2 separate regions of the Homo sapiens genome follow, and region 2 is linked to region 1. Evidence: chromatin contacts called from ENCODE Hi-C or POLR2A ChIA-PET data. All regions are on one chromosome and are shown on one strand. The core of a region is the stretch at or near the end of the contact, and the rest is flanking DNA. Distances in the headings are between cores, read along the strand shown.

Region 1 (3,834 bases), core at 816-3,315:
TATTCAACCAGTTTTGACCACCATATGGCTCAACCTGATATCTAGGTTGCTTCCCAAGACCACTATTTCTAAGCCTGCCCTTAGTACAAGAACATTATTCAATGAACATAATTAAAGACAAGTAAAGACTCAAATCTGAAATCAATAGTCTATGGTCATAAATGCTAAGGTATTTTTTAAAAATTGAGTCAACTTTTGCTGCTACCAGCATCCATAATTGTGAATTAACTAGTCCAGATAAATAAACAGCTTTAGCATTATATTACTGGGAAATAGAAAAAGACAAATCTTTATATGGAAATGTATTGCTAGCCTCAAAGGGATTAAATATGTATATGTATATTTAATATTATATATTTAATGTTATATATATAGTACTTCTGGATGTATACTATGTTAGTATAAATAAGTGACTTTTTTTATACTAAGTGATTTTTAAGGAAAATTTAAGTTAGAATTCTCTTTACTGGTTGACCAGCGAAAATTTTAAGGCAAGGTCACTTAACTTTGGTACGATTGTCATTTTGGATCAGATCATTCTTTGTTGTGGAGTTGTCCTGTGCATTGTAGGATGTTTGGCAGCATCCCTGGCCTCTACCCATTAGATGCCAGTAGCACCACCCCTCTCCAGTCAGGATGCCAAAAACATCTTCACACATTGCCAAATTCCCTTGGTGGGTGGAGGGGGCAAATCCTTAACCCTCGTTAAGACTTGAGAAGACTTATTTAAGGTCTTCACTCAGTAACCAACCTATTCCATGTGTTTCTCTACCTTATGAGGGGGATAACCTCACTAGAAATAATATTTTTTCAAAGATTTTTGGTTTGGTTTGCCAGGTTTAGCAAATTAAAAATAGAGGTTGCCCAGTTAAATTTGAATTTCAGATAAACAACAAATAATTTTTTAGTATAAACATGTTCCAGGCTGGGCACTGTGACTCATGCCTGTAATCCCAGCACTTTGGGAGGCCAAGGCAGGAGGATCGTTTGAGCCCAGGAGTTTGAGACCAGCCTGGGTAACATAGCAAGACCCTGTCTCAACAAAAAAATAAAATGAAAATTAGGCAGGTGTGGTGGTGCACACCTGTAGTCCCAGCTACTCAGGAGGCTGAAGTGGGAGAACCACTTGAGCCCAGGAGTTTGAAGTTATAGTGACCTACGATTGCTCCACTGCACTCTGGCCTGGGAGATAGAGTGAGACTCTGCCAAACAAACAAACAAAAAAAAATGTTCCAAATATTGCTTAGTGTTTAATCTGGCAACCTTATTTTCAGTGAACTGCTAATACCATAAAAAAATTACTATAAATTAATTGCCAATTCATGACAGAGGAAAACAGGATTAAACAAAATGACAAAGATAACAGTTCACAGTTAGTGAGTTATAGTGAAAACAGCACATATTTTGGAGCCAGGTGTCTGAGGTAGAACCTGACTCTGCCATTTTGGAAGACGTGACCTTGGGCAAGCTAACTTATCTGAGTCTCCCTTTCATCTTTTATTTTTTAACAAATGGTGGGGATTGGGGGTGGGAGAGGGAATTATAATTCTCTTACTAGTCACTGTTAAGACTAGTAAGAGAGTTACTTACTAGTATTATTATTATTATCAAACAAATTGCCTCCTAAATGCGAATTGTATGATAAAGAGAAGCAGCTCTTTAAGGATGAAGTGAATAGTATGTACCATTTCTAAGCACTTGGTACTCTTTGGATATGGTGGACCATAGCCCCAGGCATAAACCACAACAGACAGTACATCAGCTGGCACCGCACTGCCCCAGATGTAATCTAATAGGCTACAGGCAACACCTGCTGGGGTCAAGAGGGGAAGAGGAGAGATCTGAGGTTCCTGTCCGCTCATCCCTGTCAGTGACTAACAGCATCTGAACCACCCACTCAGGGCCCTTTGAATAGTACTGGGAGCATACACTGAGCAGAGAGGCAAAGACCTAGAAAAAGAAACAACCTGCAATTGTAGGGCCATGGGGTTCTCCTCTTACAATTACCTTGCGGTTGGTCTGATAATGTTGAAACTTTATTAAAGCCTTTTTTGAAAACGGTACTTCCCTAGATTTCTATTTCTTCATCTGCTAAAGGAAGAGGTGGGGCAGATGAACTCTAACGTCCATTTCCACTTTCAAAGATTATGTGACTTCTCCCTTTGAAGACCCAACAAAAGTCTCACTTCCTCCTGAAGGGCTCTGCTATGGAAATCCTGCCAATGCTAATCTCTCTCTTAGCTTTTACTGTCTTTACCATCCATTAAAGAAAAGTAAAACACACTTTGAATATATACAACTTGCATTTGTCAATTACATATTTGTGAAAAAGCACAGCATGATAAAAAATTTTATGTTAGAATGACTAAATAAAAAAGCTCACTTTGTTATGCAGTAAATCAGAGTAATTTACAAGGGTACATCAACAGCCAGTAAATAGTGAACAAAACTGAATTAAAGATAATATTTATGGCAGGGCACAGTGGCTCACGCCTGTAATCCCAGCACTTTGGGAGGCTGAGGCAGGTAGATCACCTGAGGTCAGGGGTTCAAGACCAGCCTGGCCAACATGGCGAAACCCCGTCTCTACTAAAAATACAAAAAAATTAGCTGGGCATGGTGGTGTGTGCCTGTAATCCCAGTTACTGGGGAGGCTGAGCCAAGAGAATTGCTTGAACCCAGGAGGTGGAGGTTGCAGTGAGCCGAGATTGCACCACTGCACTCCAGCGGAGGTGACAGAGCAGGACTCCATCTCAAAAATAATAATAATGATGATAATAATAATTATAAAAACAAAATGAGCCATGTGCAGTGGCTCACACCTGTAATCCCAGTACTTTGGGAGGCTGAGACGGGTAGATGGCTTGAGCCTGGGAGTTCAAGACCAACCTGGGCAACATGGCAAGACCCCATCTCTACAAAAAATACAAAAATTAGCTGGGCATGATGGTGTGCACTTGTAGTCCCAGCTACTTGGGAGGCTGAGGTGGGAGGATCGCTTGAGCCTAGGAGGTCCAGGCTGCAGTATGCAGTGATCACACCACTGCACTCCAGCCTGAATGATAGAGCAAGAGCCTGTCTCAAATGAATAAATGAAACAAAAACCCAAACTACCACGAATTACTTCATACAATTAAAAGATTATATTACACATATAAGGTGATATGGTTTGGCTGTGTCCCCATCCAAATCTCAACTTGAATTCTCACGTGTTGTGGGAGGGACCTGGCGGGAGGTAATTGAACCATGGAGGCAGGTCTTTCCTGTGCTGTTCTCATGGTAGTGAATAAGTCTCATGAGATCTGATGGTTTTATCAGGGGGAAATTCCCTGCACAAGCTCTCTCTTTGCCTGCTGCCATCCATATAAGATGTGATTTGCTCCTCCTTGCCTTCTGCCATGACTGTGAGGCCTCCCCAGCCACGTGGAACTGTAAGTCCATTAAACCTCTTTCTTTTTTAAATTGCCCAGTCTCGGGTATGTCTTTATCAGCAGCATGAGAACAGACTAATATAGTAAATTGGTAGCAGTAGAGTAAGGCACTGCTGTAGATATCTGAAAATGTGGAAATGACTTTGGAACTGGGTAACAGGCAGGGGTTGGAACAGTTTGGAGGGCTCAGAAGAAGACAGGAAAATGTGGAAAACTTTGGAACTTCCTAGAGACTTGTTGAATGGCTTTGCCCAAAATGCTAACAGTGATAACAGTGATATGGACAATAAAGTCCAGGCTGAAGTGGTCTCAGATGAAAATGAGGAATGTGTTGGGAACTGGAGCAAAGGTGACTCTTGTTATGTTTTAGCAAAGAGACTGCTGGCATTTTGCTCCTGCCCTA
Region 2 (3,834 bases), core at 480-2,979, 150 kb after region 1:
CGCCCAGGCTGGAGTGCAGTGGCGCGATCTCGGCTCACTGCAAGCTCCGCCTCCCGGGTTCACGCCATTCTCATGCCTCAGCATCCTTAGTAGCTGGGACTGCAGGCGCCCACCACCACGCCTGGCTAATTTTCTGTATTTTTAGTAGAGACGGGGTTTCACCGTGTTAGCCAGGATAGTCTTGATCTCCTGACCTTGTGATCCGCCCGCCTCGGCCTCGCAAAGTGCTGAGATTACAGGCGTAAGCCATCGCGCCTGGCCCAGAGATTCTTTACAGATACAAATTTTCCCCCATGCAGAACAGCTTTGCAGGGCTATTTCAAAACATGGCAAAGAAACATGTTTTGGGGTAAAATATTTTGATTTTCTTCTTTGTCTTGTAATGTTATGCCAAAGTCAGCTTGGAAAGTAAATCACGATATATAGGGTTGAATAAAACCCATCTGGTGAGAATTTATGATTTGTGGGGCATGACTCCCCAGACCCCTTAGATAGGAATTTGGGCAAGATAAAAAAAAAATCAGAGTTTCGTCCTCACAATGTATACCTTACATGTATTGATTTATGTCTTGCGTGTAACTTCTGTCTCCCTAAACCATGCTGTAACCCAACCACCTTGGGCATGTGTTCTCAGGACCTCTTGAGGCTGTATCATGGGCCACAGTCACTCATATTTGGCTCAGAATGAACCTCTTCAAATATTTTAGAATTTGGCTTTTTTCATTAACACGTTATCTTTTCAAACCCTCAAGAATCTGGGGTCATTCTTGGTCACAAGTGTACATTGGCCTTCTGTTGGGGTATTGAGCTGTCAGAAACAATGAGAATTGTCTTTACAATTGAGCAGACGAGGGTCCAGAACATAGAAACAGGACCGGCTCGAAGGCCCAGAGCAGCAAAGACCACAATATTATTCTTGGGGCAAACAGGTTGGAACAGTATAATATGCTACAAACAAAATCAAATGGTGACTGTCCCCTGTTTTTCCTAGTAACTTAGAAACAAGAACATGTCATCTGTTGTGGGAAATTCACTAAGTAAAACTGCCCCTCCCGAAGCCACTACTGTTTGTTTTTTTTTGTCAGCACTAAAAGCAGCAAACTATCCTAACTACATACGTATACCGGATTTGGATGTTTAATTTCAACTGTCAAAAAAAAAAAAAGCAAAACTATTAATACTTTCCAATATAAACCATAGACCACAAAGTGCCAGTGTTCAGAATAAGCCAGTCTCAGTAGGATGTGGCATGTTTGTAGGAAACCACACCTAGCAACCAGAAATTTATTATGCCTCTGGTCCGTTTATTTGAAAAAGAACACAGTCAATGTTGAAGGAAACAAAATAAACTTACAGTGAAAATATATTTGTAGAGCAGTTTCAAGCCCTTGGATGTAGCTAGATTAGCATTACTAATTTACAAGCATTCCATTCTTACTCAGTCTTTTTATTATGTGCATATGGGGTCAAAGAAAATAAACACTAAAGGGGAGAAACCTAGACCTCAGTGCAGTCCAACATTTGAAAACTCTGTGCCAATGTTTTTTAAATAATGGAAAACATGAAAAATTCCTCCTTAATGATAATACTTAGCCATTTCATCTCTTCATTAACTCAAAGTTATCTGTTCACAAATACACACATTATCCTTTCCCATTCTCTCAACTGCCCTCTCTAGGGCAGTCACGCAGAGCATGTTTGGCAATGTCTGCAGACAGTTTTGGTTGTTATAGCTTCATGAGGGTGCTACTAGCAACTAGTAGGCAGAGGCCAGGAATGCTGCTAAAGACCCTCCAGGGCACAGGACAACCCCCTACAACACACAATGATCCATCCTCAATGTCCATCATGCCGCAGTGGAGAATCCCTGCCACATCCGGACATGGGCAATGCCTTGTATTTCCAGGAGGGGAACGAGATGAGAGAGGTGTGAGGAAGACCATTTCCTGCCTCACTCAATCTTCCATCCTTACAGCAGAGCACACACTTGCAAACTGATCAGCTAGAATTAATTCAGTAATTCCTAACTCAGGACAGAATATTCCAGAACGTTGAAGCTAGTAAACTGTTTACAAACATTTACATGCAACTTCCAGAAACTTAAGGTTCCCAGAAATAATTTGTGGTTTGTGGATCAACCTTTGTTTAAAAGAAAAAAAAAAAGACAATTGCTACCAAGAAATAATAAACAACAGGTTCCAAAATATTAAAAACCGGGATCTGTCTCTTGTCCAGTTTCTGCATGACATCATTTTAACATGCTAAAATTAGTCAAGAAAGAACATTCTACATTTACTTTCATGAATCAACAGAGAAACAGTTATTCTCACAGTTCATAAGGCATATAATCCTACACTGGAAAGCCAAAGACAGCATAGCTACAAATGTTTAACATGTGTGATTATTATAAAGATGAGTATTTTTGCTCTTGCACACTTGCTCCCTCTTTTCTTTTCTCTTTTTTTCTAAGAGATGAGATTTCACTCTGTCACTCAGGCTGGAGCCCTTTTTGTTCTCTTTAAGGAAGTGGTGTACTCACAGGCTCGGTTCCGGGTTTTGTAAGTACAAGTATAGAGGCTGCAGGGCCTCGCTGGCATGAATCTCGGAATCTGGAACTTTCTCCACAGCAATTTGCCTGGAGAGGCTTGAAGAATGACCCTCAGGCTGTTCATCACCACCATCTTTAGCTTGAAATCTTGATCAGTTCCCAGTTAAGTTGCAGGAACTTAATAATCTAGAGGGATGAGGGCAGAGGAGGGAAAGCTGTAAACAACAGAAACTTAAGATGATGGAGAAACCTCTAAGCAGGACAATATTCAGACTAGCAGTACACACCCTGAGGTGGAGGGAGGGAGGGCAGATGAGAGTCAACGGTTTATCCACTCTTGTTCCTCAAACTCATTGGTCCCCTCAGTGGAGGGCAGGGAGGGTCCTGAGGACTGACTCACATGCTTTGCCTTTCCCTCAGGGTTGGCGAATATTAGAAATCCAGAGAAAAGCTTCTCTTTATCCACAAGAATGAAAAACTGTTTACAGTACAGTTTCTTAAAAAAAAAAAAATTGCTCCAGGAAATCCCAATTAATTATCCAGCATGGTATTTACATGTACGAAGAACCCCAACATTAAAGCTCCCTCCAGGCTGACTAAAAACAAACATCTGCATCTAGATTGCATACAAAACAACAACAACAAAAAAACAAAAACAAAAACAAAACAAAAAACCCAAGATACATCCTGCCAAAATAGTCATGGACAGTTTTGAAATCTGAGCTTAAATATAATCTATGACTCTTTGCCAATTTTAGGTGTAACACAATGGCCCTTGAACATGGGAAAACAGACAAAGTTAATCCTGAATTCTCTCTCTACCTTTCACATGGTCACAGTCAAAGTCTCAGAAGATGAAGATGATGCTTTCCAAGGTATTCACTATGGTGTTCTGAAGTTATGGTAATATTAACTTTGAACACTTTCCCCACCACAATACTGCTTCATCCATTTTCCCTGAAAACTATCCCTATTCCATTCTGAAATTTTGAAAAAAAAAAAATCAATTCTTCTTGGTTACACATTCATTCCACTACAGATTTAGAAGTGTTTAGTCTGAGTACTTGAGACACATTCAAACAGATGTTCAGGACATCCTTTGTGCAACCATGACTGTGGTGTGGCTGCAAGGCCATGTGCTCTGGGCCTGCTAAGATCTCGGCCTCACATCCATTTGCACTCCTGCCTGCCCACCAGCTACGTGGGCTTCAGATCTTCCAACTCCTTTCTTTCCCTCCGACCTGTGCAGAGGCTCTTTTTTGTATTTTTCATAGAGATAGGGTTTT

The links. Hi-C counts contacts between places; a loop is a spot of excess contacts on that map. ChIA-PET counts read pairs that join two places held with the same protein, here RNA polymerase II (POLR2A). Pooled maps may share reads with other maps.
Region 2: a pooled map shows a loop between it and region 1 (2.3-fold over the local background). The contact joins two enhancer-like sites. A Hi-C loop is called at or near these places in 1 of 168 maps with a recorded cell type or tissue (mammary epithelial cell), 1 of 37 single-sample maps with no recorded cell type and 9 of 50 pooled maps. POLR2A ChIA-PET finds 5 or more read pairs at or near these places in 1 of 52 experiments (H1).

Annotation. Positions count from the first base shown.
Region 1 is chrX:15,901,587-15,905,420 of GRCh38, reverse strand. No RefSeq gene overlaps it. Among named protein-coding and RNA genes, the nearest start is that of AP1S2, 49 kb to the right of the region's middle. Within about 2 kb of position 2,065, at least 4 of the 41 ENCODE cell types and tissues checked have a DNase peak (open chromatin) inside an H3K27ac peak, as active enhancers do.
Region 2 is chrX:15,748,871-15,752,704 of GRCh38, reverse strand. CA5B (carbonic anhydrase 5B) reads right to left here. Exons shown (of 8, transcript NM_007220.4): 2 at 2,540-2,734. The coding sequence starts at 2,681. It overlaps CA5BP1-CA5B (CA5BP1-CA5B readthrough), which reads right to left. Exons shown (of 12, transcript NR_160544.1): 5 at 2,540-2,734. Among named protein-coding and RNA genes, the nearest start is that of CA5B, 13 kb to the right of the region's middle. Within about 2 kb of position 1,729, at least 20 of the 41 ENCODE cell types and tissues checked have a DNase peak (open chromatin) inside an H3K27ac peak, as active enhancers do.